6 separate regions of the Homo sapiens genome follow, and regions 2, 3, 4, 5 and 6 are each linked to region 1. A link is a contact called in ENCODE Hi-C or POLR2A ChIA-PET data. All regions are on one chromosome and are shown on one strand. The core of a region is the stretch at or near the end of the contact, and the rest is flanking DNA. Distances in the headings are between cores, read along the strand shown. Region 1 holds the start of TIFA (TRAF interacting protein with forkhead associated domain). Region 2 overlaps ARSJ (arylsulfatase family member J). Region 3 has its middle 76 kb from the start of CAMK2D. Region 4 holds the start of CAMK2D (calcium/calmodulin dependent protein kinase II delta). Region 5 overlaps CAMK2D (calcium/calmodulin dependent protein kinase II delta). Region 6 overlaps CAMK2D (calcium/calmodulin dependent protein kinase II delta).

Evidence for each region. Hi-C counts contacts between places; a loop is a spot of excess contacts on that map. ChIA-PET counts read pairs that join two places held with the same protein, here RNA polymerase II (POLR2A). Pooled maps may share reads with other maps.
Region 2: a pooled map shows a loop between it and region 1 (2.5-fold over the local background). The contact joins the enhancer-like site here to the promoter of TIFA in region 1. A Hi-C loop is called at or near these places in 2 of 50 pooled maps. POLR2A ChIA-PET finds 5 or more read pairs at or near these places in 2 of 52 experiments (T-cell and naive thymus-derived CD8-positive, alpha-beta T cell).
Region 3: a pooled map shows a loop between it and region 1 (3-fold over the local background). The contact joins the enhancer-like site here to the promoter of TIFA in region 1. A Hi-C loop is called at or near these places in 6 of 37 single-sample maps with no recorded cell type and 4 of 50 pooled maps.
Region 4: a loop to region 1 is called in a map of GM12878, with 4 times the contacts of the local background. The contact joins the promoter of CAMK2D here to the promoter of TIFA in region 1. A Hi-C loop is called at or near these places in 4 of 168 maps with a recorded cell type or tissue (CD4-positive, alpha-beta T cell, CD4-positive, alpha-beta memory T cell, GM12878 and 1 more), 4 of 37 single-sample maps with no recorded cell type and 13 of 50 pooled maps.
Region 5: a pooled map shows a loop between it and region 1 (9-fold over the local background). The contact joins the enhancer-like site here to the promoter of TIFA in region 1. A Hi-C loop is called at or near these places in 1 of 37 single-sample maps with no recorded cell type and 10 of 50 pooled maps. POLR2A ChIA-PET finds 5 or more read pairs at or near these places in 1 of 52 experiments (activated CD4-positive, alpha-beta T cell).
Region 6: a loop to region 1 is called in a map of B cell, with 5 times the contacts of the local background. The contact joins the enhancer-like site here to the promoter of TIFA in region 1. A Hi-C loop is called at or near these places in 1 of 168 maps with a recorded cell type or tissue (B cell), 1 of 37 single-sample maps with no recorded cell type and 4 of 50 pooled maps. POLR2A ChIA-PET finds 5 or more read pairs at or near these places in 1 of 52 experiments (OCI-LY7).

Annotation. Positions count from the first base shown.
Region 1 is chr4:112,283,901-112,288,734 of GRCh38, reverse strand. It overlaps TIFA (TRAF interacting protein with forkhead associated domain), which reads left to right and starts at 2,831. Exons shown (of 2, transcript NM_052864.3): 1 at 2,831-3,095. RefSeq lists enhancers at 1,100-1,219, 3,729-3,848, 3,879-4,058 and a silencer at 2,779-3,088.
Region 2 is chr4:113,897,384-113,902,217 of GRCh38, reverse strand. ARSJ (arylsulfatase family member J) reads left to right here. Exons shown (of 2, transcript NM_024590.4): 2 at 1-1,934. Among named protein-coding and RNA genes, the nearest start is that of ARSJ, 80 kb to the left of the region's middle. Within about 2 kb of position 2,482, at least 5 of the 41 ENCODE cell types and tissues checked have a DNase peak (open chromatin) inside an H3K27ac peak, as active enhancers do.
Region 3 is chr4:113,835,079-113,839,912 of GRCh38, reverse strand. No RefSeq gene overlaps it. Among named protein-coding and RNA genes, the nearest start is that of CAMK2D, 76 kb to the right of the region's middle. Within about 2 kb of position 2,317, at least 3 of the 41 ENCODE cell types and tissues checked have a DNase peak (open chromatin) inside an H3K27ac peak, as active enhancers do.
Region 4 is chr4:113,759,035-113,763,868 of GRCh38, reverse strand. CAMK2D (calcium/calmodulin dependent protein kinase II delta) reads left to right here and starts at 2,131. Exons shown (of 21, transcript NM_001321571.2): 1 at 2,131-2,865; 2 at 4,455-4,549. The coding sequence starts at 2,801. RefSeq lists enhancers at 864-1,402, 1,403-1,941 and a silencer at 1,935-2,344.
Region 5 is chr4:113,682,953-113,687,786 of GRCh38, reverse strand. All of the region lies in intron 2 of CAMK2D (calcium/calmodulin dependent protein kinase II delta), which reads left to right. Among named protein-coding and RNA genes, the nearest start is that of CAMK2D, 76 kb to the left of the region's middle. Within about 2 kb of position 2,871, at least 23 of the 41 ENCODE cell types and tissues checked have a DNase peak (open chromatin) inside an H3K27ac peak, as active enhancers do.
Region 6 is chr4:113,563,755-113,568,588 of GRCh38, reverse strand. The region is part of intron 4 of CAMK2D (calcium/calmodulin dependent protein kinase II delta); the gene reads left to right. Among named protein-coding and RNA genes, the nearest start is that of CAMK2D, 200 kb to the left of the region's middle. Within about 2 kb of position 2,893, at least 3 of the 41 ENCODE cell types and tissues checked have a DNase peak (open chromatin) inside an H3K27ac peak, as active enhancers do; they include B cell and OCI-LY7, where a contact is called at or near this core.

The DNA.
Region 1 (4,834 bases), core at 1,582-4,081:
TTTCACACTTTAAGGCTATGTCAGGATCAGATAATGAATTTATCAAAATGACACGATCACATTGAAACAAAAATATTTTTGTTTTTTGGTTTTTCTTTTCAAAAAGAAAAACCGCAATAAGAGGGCCTCAAAGGTGATTTCCAGCTGCTATGTTCTCATTAGCATATTTGTAACGGTGGCACACAGTGGAAGCCTTACATTTCCTCAGTCTGATGTAACTTTGGCCAAAGTACTTTCAGACTTTAGTAATTTGCTTGTTTTAAGAGAAATAATAGCCTGAGATGAGGATATTTGTATAAACCCCTTCCTGAAATGTCTAGTACCTTTCATTGCATAATTAAAATTCCTATTGTGTTTCTTTAACAGTAAAGACATTTTCGTTATCAAAGAATGATGTTCATGTTTTAAATAATAACTAAAATAATCTCTTCATTAAAAATAATCATTTTTAATGGTTTTATACAAACTGAAACAATAATAAAGCCCATATTACAAATTACTTTGCCTAATTTAGATATGAGTGACTTAAAATTGCTTCTTTTGCAAATGTCCCCTGGTGATTTTCAGAAAACTTAATAAATTGAAAGTACAGAAATAAATAGTCACTTTTTTGGGGGCTCTGGCCTTATTCAAGCTTTTAGAAATTTTCTGGGCCTTTTGTCAGTTTTCAAATTAGAGATTGGAAACTCCAATTCTGATAATACTGTTCTACTGTATGAGTTCACTGACATAATCAGATAGCACGTCTTATCTTCCACCTGCTCTCATGTTCATCAGCTGAGAGAAGGTACCCTGACTGTCACTTCTAGAGAAGAAATAATAAATGTTGATGATTAACAAAATTGCAGCCCTTACGGGAATCTGCCTCACTTGTAAATGTACCCTTCTTTCCCCACAGTCACTGTACTTGATTATACCTAGCTCTGACACAGTTCAAAACTTAACCGCACCCATAGCACCTCTTTATCAGGTGGACATCAGTGTCATTTTATTGCCAGTGAAACTGATCCACAAACAAGCAACTCTCCTGAACTCAAGGACAGAAGACAGACAAGGGGCTTCCACTCATTTCCATCATCAGAATTTGGTTTCCCATGCGAAGAAGTAGGCCGCTGTGATCTCAGCCAAGCCAAGTTTTGTCCTCCTTCCTCTATCTATCCTCAGTCTTCTTTCTCCTTCTATGGCAAGGGTCCCCAACCTCTGGGCCATGGACTGGCAGTGGTCCATGGACTGTTAGGAACCCAGCGGCAAAGCAGGAGGTGTGCTCAGGGCCAGCAAGCGAAGCTTCATCTGTATTTACAGCTGCTAACCGTCACCTGTGTTACTGCCTGAGCTCTGTTTCCTGTCAGATCACTGGGGCATTAGATTCTTATAGGAGCAGGAACCCTGCACATGGGAGGGATCTAGGTTGCCCGCTTCTTATGAGAATCTAATGCCTGATGATCTGTCACTGTCTCCCATCACCCCCAAATGTGTCCGTCTAGTTGCATGAAAACAAGCTCAGGACTTCCACTGATTCGACATTATGGTGAGTTGTATAATTATCTCATTATATATTACAATGCAATAATAATAGAAATAAAGTGCACAATAAATGAAATGGGCTTGAATCATCCTGAAACCATCTCCCGTGGCCCCAACCCCAGTCTGTGGAAAAAGTCTTCCATGACACTGGTTCCCAACAGGGATTGCTGGTCTCTACAGTGTCTATCCTCTCTCTCTCTTTTTCTTTAAACAGAGTCTCACTCTGTTGCCCAGACTGGCGTGCAATGGCGCCATCCCGGCCTCACTGCAACCTCTGCCTCCCGGATTCAAGTGATTCTCCTGCCTCAGCCTCCCGAGTAGTTGGGATTACAGGCACCCACCACCAAGCCCAACTAACTTTTGTATTTTTAGTAGAGATGGAATTTCGTCATGTTGGCCAGGCTGGTCTCAAACTCCTGGCCTCGTGATCCGCCCACCTCGGCCTCCCAAAGTGCTGGGATTACAGGTTTGAGCCACGGCACCCGGGTCTATCCTCTCTTGACACCTACTCTCCTTAGGTTCTTCACACTTAGGTGATTCCAAATCTTTTCACTGAGGCAGAAAGGTAGCATTACCTTCTTCTAAGCTATAAAGGACTCCTGAGAGGTGTTTCCCATTTCATCATGTACCAGCTTTTACTTGTGGACTCTGGATGTCCATTACGATGCAAGCGGCAGGAGAGAAAGCGACTGGACTGCTCTGCTGGGTGTAAGGCGAGGGCAACCTGGAGCAAGTTCAAATCCCGCCTCTGCGGGAGGCAGAGGTTGCAGTGAGCCGAGATGGCGCCACTGCACTCCAGCATGGGCGACACGGTGAGACTCGTCTCAAAAAAAGAAAAAAAGAAAAAAAAAATTCCACTTCTGCTCGCCACACTCCACCATTCTCTGAGCCTCGGTTTACTCATGTGTAAGGGGGACTGCGATGATTAGAGGAGCTCGTGCATGCCACGCACTGGCTTGCTTGGTATCCTTGGAGTCACCGAAAGATTAGTTCAGCTCCCCGCCTGCCCACGCCCTGGGGCAACACTCATTTTGGGGAAAAGTCCTCCTTAATGCTGAAGTGATCCAGTTCCCTTCTTTTCTCTAGCTCGCCAATCGGGCTGGAGGAGAGGCCACTCGTTTGGGAAGGCGCGGTCCGGGTCGGTGTACCGCGCACCAAACCCTGCCAGAGAACTGAGAGAGGCGGCCAGGGGGCTGGGTACCTGGTGAGAAAGGCGCCAGCTGCCGGGTCACCTCGAGAGGAAGGAAGGGGCGGGAGCGCGAGTGGAGCGGGCGGAGCCTGAAAACCTCCGCGCCACCGCTGCGCTCTTTACAAAGGCCCCGGGCGCGAGAGGACGTGCTCTGCCAGCCAGTGGGAAGGCAGGCCGCGCGCGCGGGAGCGCGGGAGGATCGGCGGCTCGCGGTCACTGGTCCCTGGCTCGGTTCCCCGCACCCCGGGGCTCACACTTACCCGCGCGGAGGAGCAGCGGCCGGGTGTCCACCCCCATCCTGCGCCCAGTCTCCTCGATTCCCCTCGCTCTGAGCCGGGAGAGCCGAACAGCTGAAGAGAGTTCACTGACTCCCCAGCCCCAGGTACTTGCGGGGCGGCGGGCTGGGGGTGAGGTGGGGACTGGCCCTTTTCTGTTTATCCCGCAAAGACAGCAGCTTTGTCCAGGAGATTTTGGGGGTGTCGGATCGGAAGTCATCCCCCGCTGCTCCTGCTCACCTGGCACACGCTCACCATATGCTAAGGAAAGCCTGCAAAAATTATAGACAGCACCTCCCTGTTTTATAAAATATGAGAATATTTACATAAATGAGGAAACATTGGAGATGGGGGTGTGTTTTCTCTGTACTTTGGTATTCTTTTCAACGTTTTTCTAATCAGAAAACAAAAACGAATGCCATTTATGCAGTGTGGCTCCAGAGCAGTTGTGCGTGACCCCCCTCCCCCGCTTGCCAACTGCTACGGCCCCACGCTCTCGGTGGCCAAGCGAGACCTTTCTGAGGGGCCCTGGGCTCCCTGGAGTGCCGAGGTCCTTGGTCCTAGACCTGACTCCTTGCTTCAGTCTGGTTCATGAGAGAAATATAGTAATCCGTTGTTTTCTGGGACTTTCCCCAGATTTCAGATTGAAAGGTGGAATTTCCCAAATCCTCTGAAGCCAAAATCCACACTGAGCCTCACTGCGGATTTCCGCAGCCACCAGGAAGTGGGACTGGACCCCAGGTCAGGCCAGTCAAGTAGAGTGGGAGAAAGAAAATCTCATGTCTGAAAGACACCGAGCTTTCCTAAGGGTTTCCTCCTGCTGTTTGGTTTTCACTTTTTTTTTTTTTTTTTGATTCTTTGTTTTTGCAAGACCTGTGGTTTTAGTATTAATTCTGCCAAACAGCTGTGCCAGAGTTCACAAATATCTTCAGAGCCACACTTCAGGGTGATCCTGTTGAGCAGGGTTAGACAGGAGGATAACTTGGTCCTTTGCTCTGCTTCCAAGTTTCTGTTCCCCTCCTGTGTGCTCAGTGTTCGGTATTCGTTAGGGAGAAAAGCCTTGAAACTTCCTACTTGCAACCACCCAAAGACATACTCTTTCTTGAGAATATATTCAGGGGGAACTGGGGAGGCGAGGGGGTTGGGGGGAAATGAAAGTAAACATTTTCACCATCCAGAGCAGACCCCATTAGTTTGGTCAATCCTGTTTTAAAAAATAGACTTCTTAAAGCATGAGAAATCTGGTTGGCATGCATGACCACCCAGGGGTGCCAAGCTTTCTGTTAAACTGCTTAGACATCTGGGTCCTTGTAGCGAAAATATTTCTGTATATGTTTTTGTTTATGGCATTTTAAGGCCGAACACCCTTTGGCAAGGAGAGGTGGTATGTCTCTTCACGGGCTTTGCAGGACCTTAGTGAGTGTGTGTGTACGTGTGTGTGTGTGTGTGTGTGTGTTGTGTTGCAGGGAGGGTAGCAGAGGTGGAGGTGCTGTTTTTGCACATAGCACCTCTACACGTATCCATTCTTCTTTCCCCAGAGAGGAGTCAGAAGCCTTGCCCTCGATCTAACTCTTCTCTTCCCAACTCTAAGCCTCCCAGGTTAAGTGTATACATCCTGATGTCCAGCACAGAAGAGCTGGACACTCAAGATGCAGCATCTATGCCTTCTGTATTCAGCTTTCAGAGACAGAGTTCCCAACTGCAGTGCTTATTTTTATTTCTATATTTATTGTATTTCCTTTGTTAACACAGATATTATTGTTTGTCAGATATTAATCAGTGTTTTACAACTTTTCCATGTCAGATATCACAGTTTACCCCTTTAATAATACTTTGCTAATCTCCA
Region 2 (4,834 bases), core at 1,233-3,732, 1.6 Mb before region 1:
CCTAGGTAAACCAGCAAATTTGGCTCGATAATATCGCTGGCCTAAGCGTCAGGCTTGTTTTCATGCTGTGCCACTCCAGAGACTTCTGCCACCTGGCCGCCACACTGAAAACTGTCCTGCTCAGTGCCAAGGTGCTACTCTTGCAAGCCACACTTAGAGAGAGTGGAGATGTTTATTTCTCTTGCTCCTTTAGAAAACGTGGTGAGTCCTGAGTTCCACTGCTGTGCTTCAGTCAACTGACCAAACACTGCTTTGAATTATAGGAGGAGAACAATAACCTACCATCCGCAAGCATGCTAATTTGATGGAAGTTACAGGGTATACCATCCGCAAGCATGCTAATTTGATGGAAGTTACAGGGTAGCATGATTAAAACTACCTTTGATAAATTACAGTCAAAGATTGTGTCACCTCAAAGGCCTTGAAGAATATATTTTCTTGGTGAATTTTTGTATGTCTGTCATATGACACTTGGGTTTTTTAATTAATTCTATTTTATATATATATATATGTTTCTTTTCCTGTGAAAAGCTGTTTTTCTCACATGTGAACAGCTTGCACCTCATTTTACCATGCGTGAGGGAATGGCAAATAAGAATGTTTGAGCACACTGCCCACAATGAATGTAACTATTTTCTAAACACTTTACTAGAAGAACATTTCAGTATAAAAAACCTAATTTATTTTTACAGAAAAATATTTTGTTGTTTTTATAAAAAGTTATGCAAATGACTTTATTTTATTTTTATTTCCTGCATACCATTAGAATAATTTTATTTCATTTCTTCAAATTACCAAGCACTGTAATACTATAAATTAATGTAATACTGTGTGAATTCAGACTATAAAAAACATCATTCAGAAAACTTTATAATCGTCATTGTTCAACCAAGATTTTGAATGTAATAAGATGAATATATTCCTTACAAATTACTTGGAAATTCAATGTTTGTGCAGAGTTGAGACAACTTTATTGTTTCTATCATAAACTATTTATGTATCTTAATTATTAAAATGATTTACTTTATGGCACTAGAAAATTTACTGTGGCTTTTCTGATCTAACTTCTAGCTAAAATTGTATCATTGGTCCTAAAAAATAAAAATCTTTACTAATAGGCAATTGAAGGAATGGTTTGCTAACAACCACAGTAATATAATATGATTTTACAGATAGATGCTTCCCCTTGGCTATGACATGGAGAAAGATTTTCCCATAATAATAACTAACATTTATATTAGGTTGGTGCAAAACTAGTTGCGGTTTTTCCCATTAAAAGTAATAAACTTACTCTTATACAAAGTGGACACTGTGGGGAGATACAGAGAAATGGAAGATACGGATCCTGCCTGGAGTAGGTAACCTTGCTTGGAAACCCCACATGCAAACGTCATGAGGAGAATTAAAGGAGTATTATCAGTAATGAAGTTTATCATGGGTCATCAATGAGCATAGATTGGTGTGGATCCTGTAGACCCTGGTGTTTTCTTTGAAGTGCCCTCTCCTAATGCAGAGGCCTTGAAGCTTACAGTATACACTTGAAAAGTCACAGATAGCTAGAATTATGATCTTTGAAGTTATAACTGTGATCTGAAAATGTGTGTGGTGGTATGACAGCATACCATTAAATACATTTACATCACAGCTCAAAGGACTGTGATATAATCCATTTATATCACAACTCAAAGGACTGTGATATAATCCATTTATATCACAGCTCACAGTTTCTGAAAATGTATAAAAGAATCTATAATCTAGTACTGAAATTACTAAATTGGGTAAGATGATTTAAATGATTTTAATTTTAACATTTTATTTCTAGAATATATGGCTCCATTTTATTTTATAGTGTAAAGTTGTATTTCCTAAAGTTTGTGTTTTGTCGACAGTATCTTTTAAATGAGTCTTAAAAATAAAGGCATATTGTTCATGTTTTTCTTTCCTGGTGGCACATAAATGACATGTCTTAAAATAGATGGCATCTTATACATTTTTTAAAAATAGACATCTTTACACTAAAAAAGAGTTCTGAAGAAAGTAAGTTTGGGAGATGCTGGGTTAAAGAACGTCAAAGGAGTCACTTTAATGCAGGTTTTTCTTTTAGAGGAGTTTTTAAAATCTTAGCTTGTATTGTAACCCTGACAGAAGGAAAATGTTATACAGTATTTCATAATTTCACCACAAAACTGCTGTCTGTGGCACAATGCACAGGACTAGGGTTCTGAGGAACTATACTGTTATTGGAAACATAGTGTAAACATAGAATCTTCTAGAAGTTCCTAGAAAGACAAAAAAAGAAGCAAAGAGGCAAATTAGGATTAAGAAATACCAGTAGGCATCACCTATTGTGATGTAATTCTAAGTTCTCTATAAATGATTATAATCTTCTCAGTGAAAATAATTTAGCCCACAGTGTTCTACTGGAAATGGCTTCATGGATGTTGATCACTGTTTTAGAGAGTACCTGCCACCTGCCCAGGGCTCTAGGCAGGATGTGGTTTACAAGAAGTCTCAGTGTCTTGCCCTCAAGAAATTAAAATATAATCTAATAGTCATGTATAAGTCATGAACAAAAATGTTTCTAAAAATGCTGGCAGCAAATCACTAGGGATTTCAAGATGGCCAGGAAGGAAAACACTGTGTCCTTGAGTTTTGTGCCCTAATCACTGATGCCATGTTAATATGAGGAATTCATTCTCAGGTGTTAGCTTCCTAAACTGTGATCTTCAGGATGTGTTTCTAGGCTGCCTGTGGTTCTTTCAAGTGTCAACTGCACCTCTTTTAAACCTCTGATCTTTCTTAGGGTTTCAAAAGAAACTCTCATTAGCTTTGTCAGAAAATAATTTTTGAATATGGCTATGTTTCTGGGTTGAGAAGGGATATAAAAACTTTTTTCCAATGAAAACATCAACAACAAAAATATTTGTAGTACCTTTCAGCCAGTGAAAACATCTACCTCAGGTCTGTCAAATTTCAAGTCTAACTAAAGAACTTGTTTCATCTGTTTTTACATACTCTTTCTTCCTTTTTTCTAAAAATTGAATGGATATTTTTGTTTTCTTGACCAGACCCCTTTTAAAATTCTTAAGAACAGAGGAACACTGTCATTGATAGTTGAATAATAATACTTTTTTGTACTTTCAACATTCCTCTCTGAGAATATACCATATTAGTGCGCACATCTCCACATTATTTCTTTATATTACTGAACAGTATTTTATTATATAGATATGCCATTTTTTATCTTTTCACATGTTAATGGACACTTGGGTTGTTTCCAGGTTTAAGCTAATATAACTAAAAATGCTATGTATTTTCAAGTGCAGGTGTTTCTTGATTTTCTAAGGCACATGAATTTTGCATCAGGATCAGCTTCCTAAGCATTTTATTCATACCATTTTTGAACATACAAATTGTGAATTTGTCAGTAGCAGAATGTGTGATGTTGGCAGGAAAAAATTTCCTTGCCAAAAGCAGCACAATTCCTCTATGGTAAACTAATAGCTAAATTGTTTCTTCATACAATGACTTCATAGAATTCATTCATTCATTCAACAAATACTTGCTGAATCTTACTCTCTCAGGCAATGTTCTAGGATCTTGGGATATATCAGTGTATGAAATGAATAAAAATTCTTACCCTTGGGCAGGTTATCTTCTAGCTGAGTGAAGCAGACAATAAATAATAAACATAACTAATTATAACATTATATACCATATAAAGTAGTGTGAAAAAAGAGTAGATCAGGATAAGGGGAGGATTCATTCTACACCAAGTTTATCCATCCATTCTTTCAGCATTTGTTAAGTGCCCCATGTAATGGTGTGCATCGGGATGTGATGGCAAGTGACATCACGCAGAGTCCTTGCCTTCGGGTAGTGCCCCTACGTTCAGGTGGTAGTGCACATTCTCCTAGAAGATGCAGCCATGAACCCAATAATCAAACACTTCATCTCCACCATCCTCCCACCATGGCTACCCCACTTTCCTGCTTGATCTTTCTCATTAGCATTTAATATCCTTCAGAGTTTACTCACAAGTTTTCCTTGTTGTCTGTTTCATTCCCCTAGAATATAAACTTCTTAAGAAAAGTGACTTCTGTAAGTTCTGTTTACATATGCATGGCCAGTATATAAAATGATGTCCTACTTATACTTAGCACTCAATGTTTTTGAGTGAATACATAAGATAATCACATTTATCCATATGTTCAACCACATTTGCCTAAGTTTCCACTTTCTATTTCTGGTACAGGGATTTCATTGTTGAAAAATAGAACTAATCATCCTTAATACCTTTAACAGCAATGATATGAAATGCAGAAATTTCTAACACTATAAAAAACTAACTCTAATAATGTATAGTTATAGCAACAGGGTGTTACAGCAAAAGTGAAGCAAAAATTACACAAAATTGAGAGCAAATTTTATCTATCATCTTTATTACATAACAGGATAGAACATGATTATTCTAACACTACTTGGAATATTACAGAATACATTAGCTTAAATGAGTTCCCAGAAAAAAATAGATGAGGGCTTAAATTGTCAATAATTTTTTGTACCAAATCGTGAAAGGAAAAAAATATAATTAGAAAATAAACCTCTATGTCTTCATAGAATTATAAAGCCAAATGGAATATACCTCACATCCTTGGGTATTTTATTACAAACCTCTCCAATTTGGCAGAGCAGAAATTCTGCTTTTTTTAAAGATATATTTTTCTTAAATATTTTACTAGTCATAGCATCTCTATGAATTTGGTTGATTCATTGGTTAAACATGGTATTATTTAAAGCACAGAACCTGAATGTTGCCTTTGGGGATTAGGTA
Region 3 (4,834 bases), core at 1,068-3,567, 1.6 Mb before region 1:
TGTTTTTACCACCATGTTGATTATCCATTTTACAAACTTTCATTGCCTCTTTTGATGATTAAGATCCAACTTCTTAAATTAGCCTTCAAGCTTCTTTACCACCTGGATACACACTATCCTCATTTTTTTTTTTTTTTCATTTTGCCCTTACACACATATTCCCTTTAGCTGGGAGGACATATTTGCTGTCCTGAGCATGTCTTGAGGTTATGGCCCTGCCTCTAGATTTAGTTTATTGTATCCCTCCCGGCCTTTACCTCCTGTTCATCCTTCAGAAACAAGCTCAAAGCTCACCACTTCTATTAAATCTTCCAAAACAACACCACACAAATTCCTCTCTCTGTAAAGAATTTAGTGCTGTCAGTATTCTCGTGAGACTTTATAAGTTGTTCTTGATTTCTTTAAATATACATCTTTTTGTCCCAGGGACCATATACTTGTATTTTCCGTATCTGTCAAAGTACCTAGCCCAGTGTCTTGTACCACCCATCAATTAGTGGTTAAAGAATTAATTGACAAGACATCCTGGGGAGAGAAAAAGCGTCTGTCACATTCCCAGTCTCCCACAATACACCAAAAGTATGTGCTCCACTTATAAGATCTAACACTTTTTATAGTTTGGAAAATTACTTCCAAAAAGCTAGGTGAAAGATACACAAATGCAATAATAGCTTGATTGCACTCAACAGGGAATGCATCTTAAATTCCTAGTTATGAATATTTTAATGAACAGTATCAATAAAAGCCTCTTACCCCTTGGCCTATTTGTGATGCTAAGGATTCAGTTAGTAATAACAGCTCTTTAAGGACAGAGGGAACTCAGAATAATTTATTTTTTCAAGAGCATAAAAGGCAAAGATGCTCCAGGGAAGTTTTATAAGCCACTTCCAAAAAGAAATAATTACTGAACTTACTGAAAGCATGGATGAATTGTTAGTTTTACTAAAAATAGATTTTAATAGATTTGTCCATCTGAGAAAAGTACAGTGGACAGACTTTTAGAAAACAAAATACTTGCCGTTAGAAAGAATTCCCAAATTCTACAAAATAACGGTAAGTGCTCAAAGTACACTTGAACATTTTGAGGTTTTTTTGTTAGTGAAGGTTGCACATTTAAATGCAGAAGCTTTTGCCATCTTTGTTGTCAATCCCTCCCTCATGGTCATCTAGAAAGCTGAGTAATTAGAAGTGTGAAATTAGTAGCCAGAGTGTCCCAACTTCGCCACTTGTGTAACCCAGAGCAAGATAGTGACACTGTCAAAACCTCAGTTTACTCTTCTATAAAATAGCGGTACTGATAGCACCTGCCTTGCAGGGTTCCTATGAAGATTAAATGAGATAATGCAGCTCACCCACTGAGCACAGGGTGCCACATGCTACTCTTAGAAGATGTCAGTTATAATTGTTGCTTCATCATATATCATAGGAGAAAAAAAGCAAAATGCTTCTGAAGAAGTAATGATGACTATTGAGACAGATAATATGTACAAAGCCAGGAGTACTTCAGAATTTAGAATAGCTATAAGATTTAATGAATCAAGTGAAGTGAGAAGCTTCCAATATGAATCGTAACATAAATTTTGAAGCAATTCCCCTTATAGGCAGTTCTACCCTGTAATAGAAAATGGTAAAATACAATGTACTGAAAAATAGTCAGATCTCCCTCAGGCTTTGGTTCATTATAAATTACCTTATTTAATGTACACATGTTATAAATTGAAATCTCTACTGAATAGAGCCCATTATAGCACTGAATTTATGGCAGTGGACTTTAACCAAAGGTTTTTAATTACATGAAGTTCCCTAAGGACCTTCCTAAAATGTGGCTACAACTATCACACATTCCTCTCTCTGAAGGTGGCATGCTAGGGAAAGCCAAATATGGTATGTGATCATAGAATCATATAACTTATCAATTGAAAGGTTATTACAGAACTTATACAATCCCTCAATTTTTCAGCTAAGGAAATTAAGATCTTGAGAATCTAAGTGTCTAGTAATGTTCTTTAGTGTACATTTTTTAAAAATGCAATTAAAGGGATGATCCCAGTGAGAAATGACTTATTGTGACACATCTTCAGCAGCTTCTTAGCAGAGCAGAACAAGCCAGGGATGTTATAATAACTCTGAGAAAGACATAACAAAATTCTCAGTAGGCACGTATCTAGTTTTCTTCTTAAAACTTACAATGCTGGCTGCATGGTCTTGTATTTTCTCACTTCCCTTTTCTTGTTCAGCCTTAGCTTATGGCCTTTTCATTTAGAGTGATCCTTACTTACTCAGATGCTGAGTCATTCTTGGTAATGGCAAATCACACATGCTCAGCATAGAACCTATTTCAACATATCTGGAATTAAGCTTGTGGCTTTAAATTTTAGAGGAGCCCTGGTTTCACAGGTCTTCACTAATCACAGCTTTCTCATCACTGCCATGTTTAGCTCATGTAAATATTCTTGTCTTAATAACAAAAATAGTAGCAACAACAAAAGTCTTTTGTATGTTCATATAATGGCACAGATAATGATAATTAACCTCATTGATTACTATTACATACCCGGCATTAACAACAAACCCTAAAAGATAGGAGCACTTAGCTCCCCATTCACAGAGATGAGAAAACTGAAGCAGAGAGAATTAAGTAAAATTACCCAAATACATAAATTGGCATCCAAGGAGTCCGGTTCCAGAACCTATAATTTAATCTTTACATTCTCAGTCCCTGAATCCTTAACCACTAGATTCTACATCACATGATCCTCACAAAATATTCTGAACTAAGTATTTTTAGCTCTACTTTATCAGTGATTAAACTGAGATTTAGAGAGGTTAAACTTAAAAAGGTTACATAACATGACAAGTATGTGGGAGAGCTAGGATTATAATCCAGGTCTAACTGATTGTAAAATCTGCACACCATTTAAATAGCTGTGCTTTTCAGGCCTTCAGCAGCATTATCCCCTGAGACTAGAACACAGGGGCACTGGCTCAGCTTTTGGGGGCTTCATCTTGCTCCCTATAATCCTGGTCTACTGAGAGATCATCAGGAGCCACATGGCCATCTACCCAATACTGACTGTGGCTACTCTTGCAGATCTTTTCTGCCTTGCCCTCTGTCCAAAGAGTTCACCACCCTTTGAACATTATATGTTGGATGCTGGCCACCCTTCTGATGCGAACTCAGCAAAAAAGCCAGGTTAATTCCCTCAGCTCTGGCCCCAGTTTTCTGTCCTCTTCGCACAGAGGACCATTATTCCTTCTGGTCCAAATTATTGAAGTCTCCACATTACAGTCTCTGTATATTCCTGCTTTAAAATAGTTTGATGTGATGCTATTTATCAATTTTTATTTTCAGGTATATATGTGTGTATACGTTTAAGTATATGAGTTATATTTTTGTTTTATATATTTTAATAACTCAGGAAATCTAGAACACTTTAAGCAAAACATACTTAGTGATGTAAACATGTCTGCAATGTAGTCTTAAAAACTACTTGTTAATCTTCATCGTAGTGTCTTAGTACTTTCCTTTGTATATATAAACATTTGGCTGTATTGAATTAGATTTTTCCTAAGTCAAATGGGTGCCAAGCTACATTGTTTAACAGGGTATGATGTTTTATCCTTAAATCAATAAGCTGTACTTTGAATTAGCCATGTAAAACTAGGTAAAGTAATCCAGCTGTGTCCATTTCACTCGGGGCTGACTTACCAATGCTTTGAATTGGACATGTCAGCTCCACTGCTAATGAGCAATTGCCCTTGAAAACAGCGTATACTTTTTTATTGTCCTTGGGAATATTATAAGAGCAGAATATCAAGAATTTCGCTCAAGAGATAGCAAATGCCTTTAAAAAATATTTAACATGATTTTCATGCATATTTGTGGAAAAATGAGTAGTTGATATAATATTAAAGATAACTGCATAAAATTAGGTGCTGCCAAAAGTGAGAGAGGCAATTTGTTTATTTTTATGTACTTCATTTTCATCTATGTCATATTCCTAATGCAAGATTTTGTTAAACACAAAAAATAATTGCTTTGAACATTTAATATATAATTTCCTTTTATGTGAGCAGATTAAAAACATTTAAGCTGATGCCAATTCTAGAAGTGCTAACTGCTGAAAATATGTTTTCAACTAGACATCATTAATGTCTACAGTTCTAATGAATCTTTTTCTCTTAGATCCTGAGAATCTCTGAAAGTTATGCATTTTGCCAAAGTTGCAGTTGTTAAGAAGGAGCAATTGTTGCCTACTTATTCTTGTAAACACATTTTGGCATAATTATGTAATTGTAATCCAAAATTCTCTTCTCTGAACCAAAACTACCTTTAAGAGGTAGAATGTATAGAATTCATCACCATCTTTATTGCTTTGACTCAATATAATTCTGTCAGACATTCAGCAAAAGACTTTAAACTTACTCAGACGAAAAAGTATGCTAATTTGCTAGTAGATACCAATCGCATCTTTTTCCTTAAAGTGAAGTATTGTTACTTTCAGCAACATCATTTGTAAACTGTGGCTGTCACCATGAGAGTATTAATTCTTTTTTAAAAAAATTAATGTGATATTTATATTAACATCAGAGGGGCCCAATGTCCAGAACAAAAATAATCAGTGAGTAAATACAGGAATTCTGCTTCTACCACCAGGACAATTGTGAGTAATGCCTTCCACCCTGAATCCACTCAAGGGTAAGGCAGGAGGTATTTCCTGAGCCTTGAAGCAGCAGTGAATAAAGGAAACAGCCTCAGCTCAGAGCTCAGGTTCTGAACTGAACTGTGTACTGTTACCCGTGTGGGTAACATTGGTCAAATTACTTGTGCACT
Region 4 (4,834 bases), core at 882-3,381, 1.5 Mb before region 1:
ATACATCAGTATTAAAACTCAGTTATGTTTCCTTTATTGTACTCCACAATTATAACCATTTACAATTATTGGTAGTTTAAATAACTGAGATAAATACTGTAATTATGTAGACTTCATTACTTGAATATTTAAGAAACAATTTTCTTCCCAGATGTAAATTTTTATATTACCTTTATTGTTTTAATTTTACTTTTTCTGTTTCATTCTTAGATTCAGGGAAAAATATTAAATTATTTCATTATCACCTTGGAGCCACATTGCTAAATAGTTCAGATATTACAAATCTTTAGCCAAGACCAAATTGTGTTTTTTTTTTCAATTTATAGCCCAATTATTAATATTTAGAGACCATGTTTCTTTTATGCAGTTCTTGGTATCATCTTTTTCTATAGCACTACATTTTACACAGTTATTTCTTGCCTTTTACGGCTGGGAATCAAAACACATACGAACTTCAATTTTGTTGTAATAAACGTTAAAATTTGTGAACATTTTTAGTACTTCAGTAAAAAGCTCACTCATTGGCAGAAGCGTTCCCCAGATCAGGAAAAAAGGAATTAGGATTATCTATGACCACAAAGTAACATTAATTAATAGCAGTCTTTGGGAGCAAGCAGCAGCGCCTTTAAATCTTAGATTCTCTTGTGTCTGCAAATTATCTTTTATCTTTCAGCTGTGAAATTTTGTCTATGAAGTAATACCACGAGCAAATTAGCAATAGGATTGCAAGGTTTTTATAGTCCCGTGCTGTAGAACAATTGGCAGTAATTTGAAAAAGACCGTCCATAACGCTGTTTTTGGTCTGCGGCTAAATTTGCAATTGCATAGTTTCATTAAGGAGAACTGGAAAGAGGGCCCAGAAGTTGTTCTAGCAATCGGCAGCAGTTTATCTATTTTAAATCGTAATGCATACTTTTTTTTTCCTCCTACTGAAAACAATGGCAGATATGCTAAAGGGAAGGACACATTCTTGAACTGCTAAATGGTTTTTCCAGATAGCCATTTACGGAGTGCACTCAATTGCCACTATCTGGCTGAAAGCAAAAGCACACACGACGGCCCCTTTTCTTTTTTCCCTTTGCAAAGCGAAACAGTCTAGACGTGTTCACGTGATGTGAATGACGTCAGCCCCCGCCGGGTCGCGTGACCGACACCCAGCCTTCCTACTACCTCCCCCTGACCGCCAGAGTGGGAAATATCGCGAGAATTCGCCTTACTATCAGAACTTACTGAGGTTGCAGGGGAGTTACTCAGAAGGGAAGGGAAGGTGTGGTTGTGCGGCGGAGTTTTTGCTTTCATTCTTTTAACGTTCACAGCCAAAGCAAAGGCCTTTGGGGATTGCCAGAGTCTCAGCCACCATCCTGGAAAACAGCGGGGGAGGTGGGCCTGGAGGTGGCAAGTGTAATGTGGCTCAGGGGCCGTCATTGCCCCTTGCAGAAGGGGCTGCGGGGGAGGGAGAAAACCTGCGCCCGGTTCTGGGGAGCTGGCGACGCAGTGAACCCTGCTGAGGCTGGGTTTTGCCCCGACAGTCGCTGGTGGCTGTGGGAAGGGTTGGGACCCTTCTCTGAGAGCAGTGAACAGCCCACATCCGGCCCCTGCTGTGTCAACTCTGAGCGGCGTGGAGATGAAGTGGTTGCTCTCCCTTGCTCGGCCCACCGGGTGTCGTGGCCCGGGAACCGGCCTGGAGAAGTCCCTGCTGCCCGGCGCCCAAAACAGGGGCGTGGGCTTCCGCGACCCAGGGCGGCTGCCCCGGGCCATCCTCGAGTTGCCCTGCATCTTCCCGCTCAGTCAGCCCCAGATTGAGGCAGCCTTCTCTGTGCGGGTTTAAATGGGTAACTGTGACTTCTCGCCTCATTCACCCAAACCTCCAGTCTTCTCCCCCGCACATCCTCCTCCACCCACCTGGTTTCTCCCTAGACTGGTGTGCTCGTGTGTGCAACCAAAGGAGGGAGTGCGAGAGATCCACGAAGGGACAGGCTTGGAGTCGCTAGAGGGAGGTGTGGGACCAGCGAGGAGGGGGCTTCGCCAGGGAGGGGGTGCTGGCAGGCGGAGGGAGCGGCGGGAGGAGGCGCCGGAGGAGGAGACGGAGGCCTGGGGACGGCAGAAGAGGCTTCGCCTGAGCCGAGCGCTCTTTCTCTCGCCGCGCCGTCTTGAAGCCGCGCGGGCTCGTGAGCAGCGCGAGGCCGCCAAGGTGCCTCGCTTCGCCGGAGCCGCTGCCGCCCGCCGGAGGGAAGCCGGCCTCGGGCGCGCACGCTCGTCGGAGCCCCGGCGCGCCCCGCGCCTGAGCCTGCTGACAGCGGCCGCTGGGCTCAGGCTGTCCGCTCTGGGCTCCGCGGCCTCGGCCCCGCTGCACTCCACCTCCGCCCCCTCGGACTCCCTCCCCTCTGCTTCTACTCCTCCTGCTCCAGTGCGGATCGTTTCGCAACTGCTTGCCACTCGTCCCGTGCCTGGCTGTTTTTCCATTTCCCGGCCCCCTCTTCTTGAGTACTTTACCCCCTGCATTTGGGGACAGGGACTGGAAAAGGGGCGGGTGGAGCGTCCAGTGGAGAAGAAGGAAGCGAGGCCCGCAGGAGGAGGAGGATCGGCGGACTGTGGGGAGGAGACCCCACGCCACCCTTTCTGGTCATCTCCCCTCCCGCCCCGCCCCTGCGCACACTCCCTCGCGGGCGAGCTACTTTCGGACCAGGAAAGTAAGAGCGGCCCTGGGTGACAGCGCCGCGGGGCCAGTCCCGGGGTTAGCCGCGCGTCTGCTCGCTTCTGGTCCGTCGCGCTCCCAGCCAGGGCACAGCCCGGACCGAGGATGGCTTCGACCACAACCTGCACCAGGTTCACGGACGAGTATCAGCTTTTCGAGGAGCTTGGAAAGTAAGCACCTTTGCCCGGCATCCGCATATCCCCTTTCCAGCTGAGGGCGGGTCGCGTTGCCCCCGACCCACCGGCCTCCGTCTTGGGGCGAGGGAGTTTGGGAGAGGAATGGGAGGAGGGCCCCTGGTTTGTCAGCTCTGGGGAAGGTGCTGTCTTAATAAAGGGAGGGAGCACAGAAGGGGTAGGACCCTTACTCCAACTGTGGCTCATTTTGATGGTCCCTAGCCCACCTTCTCCCGGTCCCCCACCCTCCTGCACTGAGAGACTTAGTGAATTTACGATCTCTGCAGTTGTAGCTATCATCCTGAGAAGTGTGCGCGCGCGCCTGTGTGTAATGTGTGTTTGGAGAGGAAATTAGAACCCATGTAAAATGCAACATAGATCATGTTTTCTGTAAATAGAGATGCCTCCTGGTTAGCCGGCGTGTCGGCCGTATGACCCAGGTACTGATGAGAACTCACAGCCTCAGACGGTGCCATATTTATTGATGCCGAAAGTTCAACTTGGCATAGAGTCTATTTCGCATCCAGTAGTTGTTCTGTCCAGGAAAAGGGCCACCCAACAGAACCCAACCCCTTGCCCTATATCCAGTGTTGTTCTTTGCACCAGATTACCGCTCACCATCATTCTTCCTAGGATTTACGTGTGCATCTTTGCGTTCTCTGGGAGGATTTATTTATACAGGCAACGGAAAAGCCCTCTGGAGACTGAGAGCGCTCTTAAGCGTAGCCTAGCATTGTGTAAAACCACCTCCTTCACCCGACTGGCAGAACTACTTGGAGATGTTAGGGAAGGAGGCAGGAGACCTACTGAGGACTTATGCAAAGGGACCTAGGGGCCAAGCCGTGAATGCTGATTTTTGTAGCATGGAACCCAAACCCAATTCCTCTTTCACTAGTTTCGACTGTTACTTTTATGAAAGGAGTGCGTTTATATGTATGTTGTTGGTTTATACTGTAATTAAAGGAAAGGTAAATATTTTTAAAAGTAATAAAAATTACATATGTATATATTGTCTGGTGTTAAAACATGGAGAATATGTCGGAAGAGCAGCTTAATTCAAATCTCTCCCCTCCCCCAGTCCAAAACAAGGCATAGAGAAATCACCATACCAGGATTTGTTAAACCACACTAATGTGCTCAAGATTTATATTTTAATGAAAATAATCGTCATGTTTACTTACTTGGAACCACATTAATTTTTTGTTTCCTACCAAAATAAGTAGGCAGCAGATTTTTTTGCTGCTCCTCGTCTGCTCTGTTCTGTGCAGGGTTTTTCTCAGAGCATTTGGTGCTGTGAGTGTGAACTGTAAAATGTTTTCAAATTTCTTGTGCAAACAAGAGCGGTCATAATTGGCAGTTCCTTTCATTTTGTTGATTAATAATGTGTGCTCCCAGTTAAATAAAATTTACTTTTATTCTTCAACATTAAAGAAAGTCTGGGTTTCCAGGAAGAATTGTTCATTTACTGGATATTACTGTACTTCACTGGCAATCCACTAAAATCAATAAAAATGCTCAGATTTTATAAATTTTTAATGAAATATTATATCTGTTATATTAATGACCTGCTAATTATTGGTTTCCAGGGGGGCATTCTCAGTGGTGAGAAGATGTATGAAAATTCCTACTGGACAAGAATATGCTGCCAAAATTATCAACACCAAAAAGCTTTCTGCTAGGGGTGGGTATTTTCAACCACATATATTGGTTAATTTTGTATTTGTCATGTTGATTATAGGTTCTGTTGTATGTAAATATATCATGTAGTTATAACTGAACTTTAGACTTAGGTATCATATTATATATTAAGATTATTTTCTTCCTGAATGCTTCTTGGTCTGTACAGCTTAAAAATACATGGAAAGATATAATTATTATTTGATACATTGCTATTAAAATTCTATCTGTCCTATGAGCAATAGCATGAATAACTATATTTTAAAGCAAATAAATGTCAGGTGCATTT
Region 5 (4,834 bases), core at 1,622-4,121, 1.4 Mb before region 1:
GGAGAATAAAAACAGTCCATTTGTATTTGGCTGCTTTTATGTTACTGGCAAGAACAGTCAGAAGCTCCCCATTTTCAACTGGTGGTTGGGTGTCCAAGGAATTCTTGAGTTTGTTATTTCATATGAAGGATGTGCCAGATAAAAACCCTTAGAGACCGAAAGTTTCCTTGTTTAGTCACAAGACAAACTTGCTCTTTTCTTGTAGCAAACTATATTACTACCCTTTGTCTGACTTGTTGATTTCGAGTTGGAGGGCAGTGTCCATTGGTCCATGTCAGTCACTAGTGCACCTAATAAAAGGCCTAACAGATATTTAGGTTGTCAGTGTTTGCATGCTAGTTGGTTAAGCCATCTGAATTGGATTTGATTGATGACCTCGCTTGCCCTTAAGAAGAGGGTTTGTGACCACAAGCCACAGAAAATGACATGTAAGATCAATTGATGGTTAGTAAGTTAAAAAACATCCCATCACCCATTTTGTGTGAATATTGTATTGCTATGGGTTTTACTTGGGAACATATAAAAAGGTTACCACATACTCCAATATGTGTTTTTCCTACATTTCAGTAACACCTGAATGGAAATCTAACATGAGGACTGTTGAAATTATTTTTTTCAAATGGGGAAGGGAGAAGAAGGTTAATAATTTTCCATACTCAGATTAGAAAGGTCACGACCATATCAGTTCAAAGAAGAGAATGCATGTGCTCATGGCTGGTTACCAGGTGAATTTTGCAAACATTTTATTATATACATAGTTGATTTTTTTTCCTTCCTGGGAAACTTATATCCATGAATCTGGAGTTTTACATTTTGGAGCTACATTTTTTGGTCCCTTCTACCTATATTATTTTTAAAAGATATCTTTATTTTAAAATTGAGCAACTTGAAGTGTATGTGTGTGTGTGTGTGTGTGTGTGTGTGTATACACATACCTGTATTGTAAATAAGAAAGGTGCTTAATAAGTTTGTCTTAAAACTCATGAAAGCTTGGCGTAAAATCTCACACTAATCACTATGGATGAGAATGGCTCTCGTTGAGAAATAAGGGCTGATGGCTTTTTTCTCAATGATCATGTTAAAAATATATTGAGAGCATTGTAGGACTCCAGATGCTTGGGTTGTGGCTCACAATTTTTACAGAATTAATTTCCAAAATTCTTGATTACTCCAGGAGGAAATTTATTCCAAAAGTAAGCTGTGTGCTTCCTTCTTAAATTTAAAAATTAATGCATCAAAGGTGTAATAAAAATCATCTCTTACAATTAGAGGTCCTAAAGAAATGTTTGAATTATTATGGCAATTAGAAGGGTACCTTACTTAAGATTTTGAGAGTTTTGTTGCTAGCAAAGCAGAGAAATAAAAAGTTAATTACTTTTGTAAGGGAAAACTTGGGAATATAGGTATGTCCCTGTACCTTTTCAGATATGTAAACAATATTTAGGTATTTTTACAGAGAATTGAGAAAAAGTACAGGCACTGACACTACTACAACCATAGTAGAAGACACTACTACAAAGATAGTAAAGGACAACTTTCTATGTAGATAAATATCAGTTATTTGGAGTTTATTATCTGAAAATATTTTGATAATTTCTTCCCATTTCTTTCAAGATAAAAATTAAGTTTTAATAGCAGATATCTTGCTTAGAATCAAGTACATTTTAGTGACTTGGCATTTATTCATTATTCGTTTATTTAGTTTATCACTTTTTTTTTTTTTTGAGACAGAATCTCTTTCTGTTGCCCAGGCTGGAGTGCAAGGCATGATCACGGCTCACTGCAATCTCCGCCTCCCAGGTTCAAGCAATTTTCATGCCTCAGCCTCCCGAGTAGCTGGGATTACAGGCATGCGCCACCACATCCAGATAATTTTGTATTTTTAGTAGAGACGGGGGTTTCACCATGTTGGTCAAGCTGGTCTTGAACTCCTGACCTCAAGTGATCCACCTACCTCAGCCTCCCAAAGTGCCAGGATTACAGGCATGAGCCACCGTGCCTGGCCCTTGCTTGTAGACTTTCATTCTCTGGTTCCATACTCCACAATATTATCAGCCCTATCTCTCAAAAATAGCATTGGTTATATTATAGCATCAATTAATTACATTGACATAAAATTAAAATGTCTCTACTTGTCACTTCTTGTAATATTACCTAATTTTGTTTTTCTCTAATTTTTCATAATTTATACACCTAATTTATTACCTTTCACGGGCTCATGTGTTTCCTATTTAAAGTCTGAAATGTGGCCAGGTGCAGTGGCTCATGCCTGTAATCCCAACACTTTGGGAGGCTGAGTTGGGAGGATCACTTGAAGCCAGGAGTTCAAGACCATCCTGGGCAACATGGTGAAACCCCATCTCTACCAAAAAATATGAAAATTACCAAGTGTTGTGGCGCACGCCTATAGTTCCAGCTACTTGGGAGGCTGAGGTGGGAGGATTGCTTGAGCCCTGGGAGGCAGAGGCTGCAGTGAGCAGAGATCGCGCCACTCCACTCCAGCCTGGGTGACAGAGTAAGACCTTGTCTAAAAAAAAAAAAAAAAAAGAAGTCTGAAATGTAAGTCATTTGTATCTGTTCAAATGATATAAGGTGGTATCAAGCATTCTTACACATGATGGTGGTCTTAGAAAATCATTTAGAGGATGCTAGGAGAAAAATTGAGCTGCCATCTGGAGAGGCTGCTGGATTGGCGACTCCCTCCTATCATTGGTTTACTCTCTCCAGGTGCCTTACTAAAGAGAATCAACAAAGAGAGAAGGACTTTGCTCAGTACCTTCTGCCTTAGAGGCCTGTCTGGTCATCTGCTGCCAGCTCTTTCCAGGGAGAGATGAGGAGCAGCAGGCCTGTGCTCTCAAGCCCTCAGGGAATGCACTGCCTCCAGTGGGACAGAGTGGAGCTGTTGCTTGTGTCATTGCTGCAGCACATTATTTGAAACTGACCTCAAGACTTGGATTTGCTCAGTTTATTTTTAGAAGTAATGACAGTATAGCACTTTGAGGCCTGAATGTTATTTCTAGACAAGAGTAATACTGTTTTTCTGAGAAGTAGAATTTCAGGATTTCAAATGGATTTTTTGGTAAATATTTCTGAAGCTTTTCCAGTAACTGAGACTTTCTGGGCAGAAAGGCAAGATGGGACATAGTGTGCATCCTCTGTTCTTGCTGACCTCAGTATCTCAGAGTGTGACTAGACGCTGTTACCGAGCAGCTGCATAGTCATCTTCTTCCCTTGTTCTGAGCAAGTCCTCTGTTACACAAAGAAGAAAAAAGCAATCATTCTTTTCAGTCATTTACCTTCCAACTTACTAAATTTGAAATTATAATTATACATACAGTACATACAAGGTTGTCTGTAGGGAGTATATTTGTTTTTATGTCTTATATTCTGGCATGTATATGAGTTTGCCTAAGAGATTTGGAGATACATACACATGCATACATACATGTGTCTGACTTTTTATGTAAATATATTTTGTATGACGTGTTAATTTATATGATACATGGCTATCCAATGTGGTTATCTCTACAAAGAAATGTACTCACAGATGCATTTAATTTTTACAGATACAATTTTCATTAGCTTTCTAACTGAAGTCCCTGCCTGTAGACTTTCATTCTCTGGTTCCATTGTGTACTCCACAGTGTCATCAACCCTGATTTTCAAAAACAGCATTCATAGCCAGCAGTTTTGTCTTGCTTCCTATATGCCAGGCACTGTTCTAACTTTTTATATATAAATCTCTCAACAATTCCATGAGGTAGGTGCTGTTAACATCCTCATTTTACAAAAGAAGAAACTGAGGTACAGAGAGGTCAAAAAGCTCACTCTAGGTCAGAAACAATCCTAAGTGGTAAAGTCAGTCTGAACCCAGGCAGTCTAACTCTAAAATCTATACTCTTAACTACTATATTGTGTTGCACACAGAATCTGGTTCCTCGTGCCTCTGATCAAAACCGATATTTCCTGCAGCAGAAAATCTTAACATATTAGCACAGGATTAATTTGTTAGCTTTTTATGTTTTTCCCTGCTCACATTTGAGGTTGTTATCCACAGACAAGTATATCAAACTATTGCTGTTCTCCAAACCTTCCAGATAGTTTTCTGACTCTGTGATGTTAATCATGCTATTCCTTTTATCTGAAATTTACTTCATCTTTTTCTACCCAGAAAACGCCTATTTATTCTTCAAAGCCCATATCAGCCTTCACAACTCTTTTATGCATTGTTGTAAAATTGTATTTTCTCTCATCTGTGTTTCCGTAGCACTTAATAAGTAACTCCGGTTTTGGTGCTTCTTTCATTGTATGGTGGTGTTTATTTGCCCTTAAGTGTCATGTGCTCTTCATTGGGAGTACCATCTCCCCTCTGCTGATTTCATTCAACTGTCTAGTAACCAGATTCACCTCTCAGCCATGTTCCTGTATCATCAGTGCTGCTCTGCGGTGCCCTGTCTGGTTTTCAGTCACAGTTTCCTGTGCAGGTGGTGGAGGATTTTGAAATGCTTGAAACTGAACCATTACACCCACTTGAGATAGTTTCTTTTGTCTGTGTATGATAGGAGGTGGGTGGGGAAAAATAAGTGCACACAGCCTATTACCTGGAGTTGAGATCACCAATTAAATGTCATGAATAGGGTAAGATAACACATATTAGTTGTGTTTAAAATATTTTGCTCCTTAGATTTTTATTCACTCTTCACTTTAATTTAGAAAGGCAGTTTTCAGATGTTGGATGAGCATTGACTAATTTCCAAATACCTTTTTATTTGTTTTCTGCATTATAGATCATGTGACTCAAATGTATTTAGGGTAGCTAGCAGATGATTGAACA
Region 6 (4,834 bases), core at 1,644-4,143, 1.3 Mb before region 1:
AGTATATACCAAAAAGAATTGAAAGCAGGGACTCAAACAGATACTTAACAATGTTTATAGCAGCATTATTCAAAATAGCCAAAAGGTGGAAACAACACAAATGTCCATCAACAGATAAATGCATAAACAAATTGTAGCCTGTACATACGATGCAATATTACACAGCTTAAAAATGTAATGAAATTCTGACACATGCCACAACATGGATGAACCTTGAAAACATTAGGCTAAGAGAAATAAGCTAGACCCAAAAGCACAAATATTGAATGGTTCCACTTATATGAAATAATTAGAATAGGCAAATTCATAGGGAAAGACAGTAGAGTGACAGTTACCAGGTGCTGGAGGAGAGGGGGAATGGATAGTTTTGGGGTACAGAGTTCTGTTTGGAATGACCAGGAGTTCTGAAAATGGTCACACAACATTATGGTTAATGCCACTGAATTGTGCCCTTAAGAATTTTTTAAGGAGTAAATTTCATCGTGTGTGTATTTTGCCACAATTTTAAAAACATCACTTTTCCATAAAAAAATAACTAGAGACCCCTGAACATACACTGTGGACAGATTTTATTAATAAATCTTATGGTTTAAGTATCAAGCTATTGTTAATTACTTCTCCTAAGTAAATAAACCTAATACCTGGTAAAATGATGTCTAGTTATGTGGTTGCAGTATATTAACCAAGGAGGACTCGTTGTTTTGAAGCAATAATAATTATAACTAATGTTTATTGGGTACCTAGTGTGTACCTGACACTGTTATGTTCTTCAACTATTTTAGCTCTTTAATTTTACATCAATACTATTAGATACTTGTTTTAGCCATTTTATAGATTAGGACACTGAAGTTCAGAGAAGTTAAGTTATTCTTCTGAGTCACACAGCTAAATAGCTAAGTATCAAAGACAGTTGTTCTAACATAAGGTGACTAACTTCCATGCTTGTCATTTTAACCAATTTCAAATTTCATCCATATTTGCTTTGAGATACCTGAAAAATCAGACTATTTTATATAGTTTTATAAGAATTATAAAGCTTAGAAATGTAAAATTTTATGTGGGGATCTAAGATTTCCCCCTGTATAACAGGATCATAGATGTCAGATCAAAAGATCTCAGCTGGCCGGGTGCAGTGGCTCACACCTGTAATCCCTGCACTTTGGGAGGCTGCGGCAGGCAGATCAGCTGAGGTCAGGAGATCGAGAGCAGCCTGGGCAACATGGTGAAACCCCGTCTCTACTGAAAATACAAAAATTAGCCAGGCTTGGTGGCGGGTGCCTGTAATCCCAGCTACTGGGTAGGCTGAGGCAGGAGAATTGCTTGAACCCAGGAGGCAGAGGTTACAGTGAGCCAAGATTGCACCACTGTGCTACAGCCTGGGTGACAGAGCGAGACTCCATCTCAAAAAAAAAAAAAAAAAGGAAAAGAAAAGAAAAAAAAGATCTCAGTTGTTATGTTTGGGGTCTGAACATGTATAATGTTCACGGCTTGACTCTAGTCTGCTTTTTTGGTTGTTTGATCTCAGTGTTAGTGCATCTGATTTTTTTTAAGTAATTCAGTCAGTAGACGTTTATTGCATGCCTGCTATATGCATATACTCTGCCAAGTCCTGGAATACAGTAATGGACAAGACAGAACTGACATTGTAGTAGTTGAAGGAGGAGGGGATGGATAATGAGTAAATGACCAAAGAAACCCAGCAAATCATTTTAGTTCTAGTGCTATGAAGAAAACAGGGTGATATTTGGTGCGTAACTAGGGGCTGATGGCTGATTTAGAGGGTGATCGGGAATGGTTGCTATGATGTTTCAGGAGAAGAACCTAAATGTTGAGAAGATCTGTGAGTAGATATTCCACTCAGTGTGAACAATGGGTACAGCCCTGAGAAAATGTGGCTTCAATGAGGAGCAGAACAAAGGCCAGTGTGGCATGAAACATCCCAAGTCCTAGGGTGCAAGGATATGAAATAATACATGAGATAGGTGTGGGCCAGAGCTCAAAGGCCTTGTAGGCCAGAAAGAGGAATTTAGATATTATGCTGTGTGTTCTAGAAAGGTGTTGGAAGATTTAAAGATCGGAAATATGAAATAATCCGATTTCATTATACAAAGCTCTCTCTTGCTGCAGTGTGGCAAGGGATTATAGGAGGGCAGAATGGAAGTGGAGGAAAATGGATATTGGAGGAGTCAAAGAAAAAAAATGACAATGATTTGGGCATAGGTGAGAGCAGTAGAGGAGAAAACTTATGTTTCATCTTCAAAAGGTAAATTGGACTTTTAAAAATGACTGAACTCTACACATATATTGCAAAAGTACAAAGAATTGAACATTCAGAGCTTTAGGAAGATACATGGTTTTTAAAAGAAGGGGATTCCTGCTCTTTGAACTGGACCAGTATTACTAAGCTGATTCACAGTCAGAAAACAGTCTCTTTTGCTACTTTCCATTGTGAAAAAGGGAGAGACGTTTCTTCTCTTCAGCCTTCCCCCTTTAGCATGAAACTCTCCTATTCTTAGTGGCAACTGAAGATAATATTGAAAAGAAAAAATAATAACTTCACAGAATAAATAATAGAAAGTAAAACATTTTACAATGATGAAAATATGTAGAAATTCTGATTGTTATTTTAGAATATCAAATAACACCACAAAATCTTCCAAAAGTGCATCTAAACTCTGAACTCATTAATAGCCTCTACTAATTTTTTTTCTATTCTGTAGGAAAGCAGACTGTTGAGTTCAGAAAAGGCCAGGAAAGTGAATTTATCCTAGTTTTCTGTCTTTTCTCCATGTTTCAACATTCCCAAAAGTGATTTAAACCTCAAATTAAGGTGATTCTGTCATCTGGGTGGCAAAGATTATGATCTATGGCATCTTATCTTGCACACGTGTGTTCAATTATTCGTTTTTTTTGTGTGACTTCTTTTTTTTTTTTTTTTGAGACAGAGTCTCACTGTGTCTCCCAGGCTGGAGTGCAGTGGCATGATCTCGGCTCACTGCAACCTCTGCCTCCCGGGGTCGAGCGATTCTCCTACCTCAACCTCCTGAGTAGCTGGGATTACCGGCATGCACCACCACGCCCAGCTGATTTTTGTATTTTTGGTAGAGACGGGGTTTCACCATGTGGGCCAGGCTGTTCTTGAACTCCTGGCCTCAACTGATCCACCCGCCTTGGCCTCCCAAAGTGCTGGGATTACAGGCGTGAGCCACCATGGCCAGCCTTTTTTTTGACTTCTGCGTGAAAGTAACTCTTCTAAGCATTTGGCAGCCAAAATAGAGAGGTATTGTACAGCCCTTTGAATAAGCCCTCTTTAATTTGTTGTAATGGGTAAATTTATAGGATCATGGCCACCCAGCTTCACTTCTAATCACCAACCCCCTACCTTGCCTGTTCTCTTTCACAAACCAATACACTGTGGTGCTGGCTGAAAACATTTCTAATCATAGACTTATCTGCAGCTGGTGACTATTTGTGGTCTGACAGGAGATTGACCACATCCTGTGGTTAAATGTTATTATTTTTTCTGAAGACTCTTTGAACTGACTTAACTGCTTTCATTTGATGTTTCAACTGACTTATCTGTAGTAATAGCCAAGCATGTATGCTTTGAAAATTTGAATTGATATCCTTTATGTATCACATGGATATCTGTTATATCCGTTGATGTCCTATTACATTTTGTATTTTCTGAGTATTTTTTAAAATTTAGGGGCCATCATATTCCTCATCTAATATAGGCTCTAATACATGGACACTTGGTATATACTTGTTAAAAGAATAAATATGCAAATGACTAGAAGAATAGGAGTTTTAAATCCTCCTTTTAAAGGAAAATGTTAATAATAAAAAATACCCGTAGTTCCACTTCCCTTTTTTAACTGATTTCATATTGCATCTTCCCTTTCGCATACTGTTCAATTCAATTAATGTTGATTGAGCTGCTAATATGTCTCAGGCAATGTGTTAGGCTCATGTTAGGTTCAAGGGATACCAAAAATAAGTAAGACATGGTCCTTGCCTTTCCTTATCTTGAGGTTTAGTAGGAGATATGGGTATATAAGCAGATGGTCTCGGTGTGAAATTTAAATCAAACAAGCACAGTATGCTGTGAAAGCACAGTGGGTGGATTTCAGAGAAGTATTTCTGGAGGAAACTTGGGCTCTTTCTTGAAGAATGTATAAGCTCATGGAAAATTAAATCAAGATTGCCTAGCTAGGCGTTACCAGCAAGGAATTACATTAAAAATGCTTGGTGAAATAGGCAACTAACCAAAGTTCAAGGTAATTGGTGTGGAATTAAAAAGGGAGAGAGCTCAGTAAGAGTGTGCCACGTTATGGAGGTCCATGCATGTCATGGTAAAGGCCTGAAACTATGTACTCTAGGCCAATCAGTGTTAGCTTTCCAAGGAGGAGGTCACTGATACCTTGAAACTGAGCTTTAAGTATGCGTATGCAAATGAACCTAGTAAAATTGCTTCAGTATAAAAACTCTTAATATAGGGAACATTTTATAAATGGAAAAGTAGACATTTAATAGTCACAAATGAGAGTTTAAAAGAAACTAGTTATCTCCATCAAGAGTCTCTATTTCATAGATTCTCTAAGGATTTTTTAAATTCTAGGTTAGCTTCCTTCAACACTATCAGTCTGTAATATTTTTCACTAAGTTCCCTCTTCCCCTTTTCTGAAGCTTCCTACCATTAAAATTTGCTTAAGTGAAACATAAATCTCGACATGAAGTATATTTGGGTGGGATAGGATACTGTGCCGAAGTTGTTTATTTGTACTGTTCTTAACACAATAGTTGAGTACAGATACACTCCAGACTTGAATAA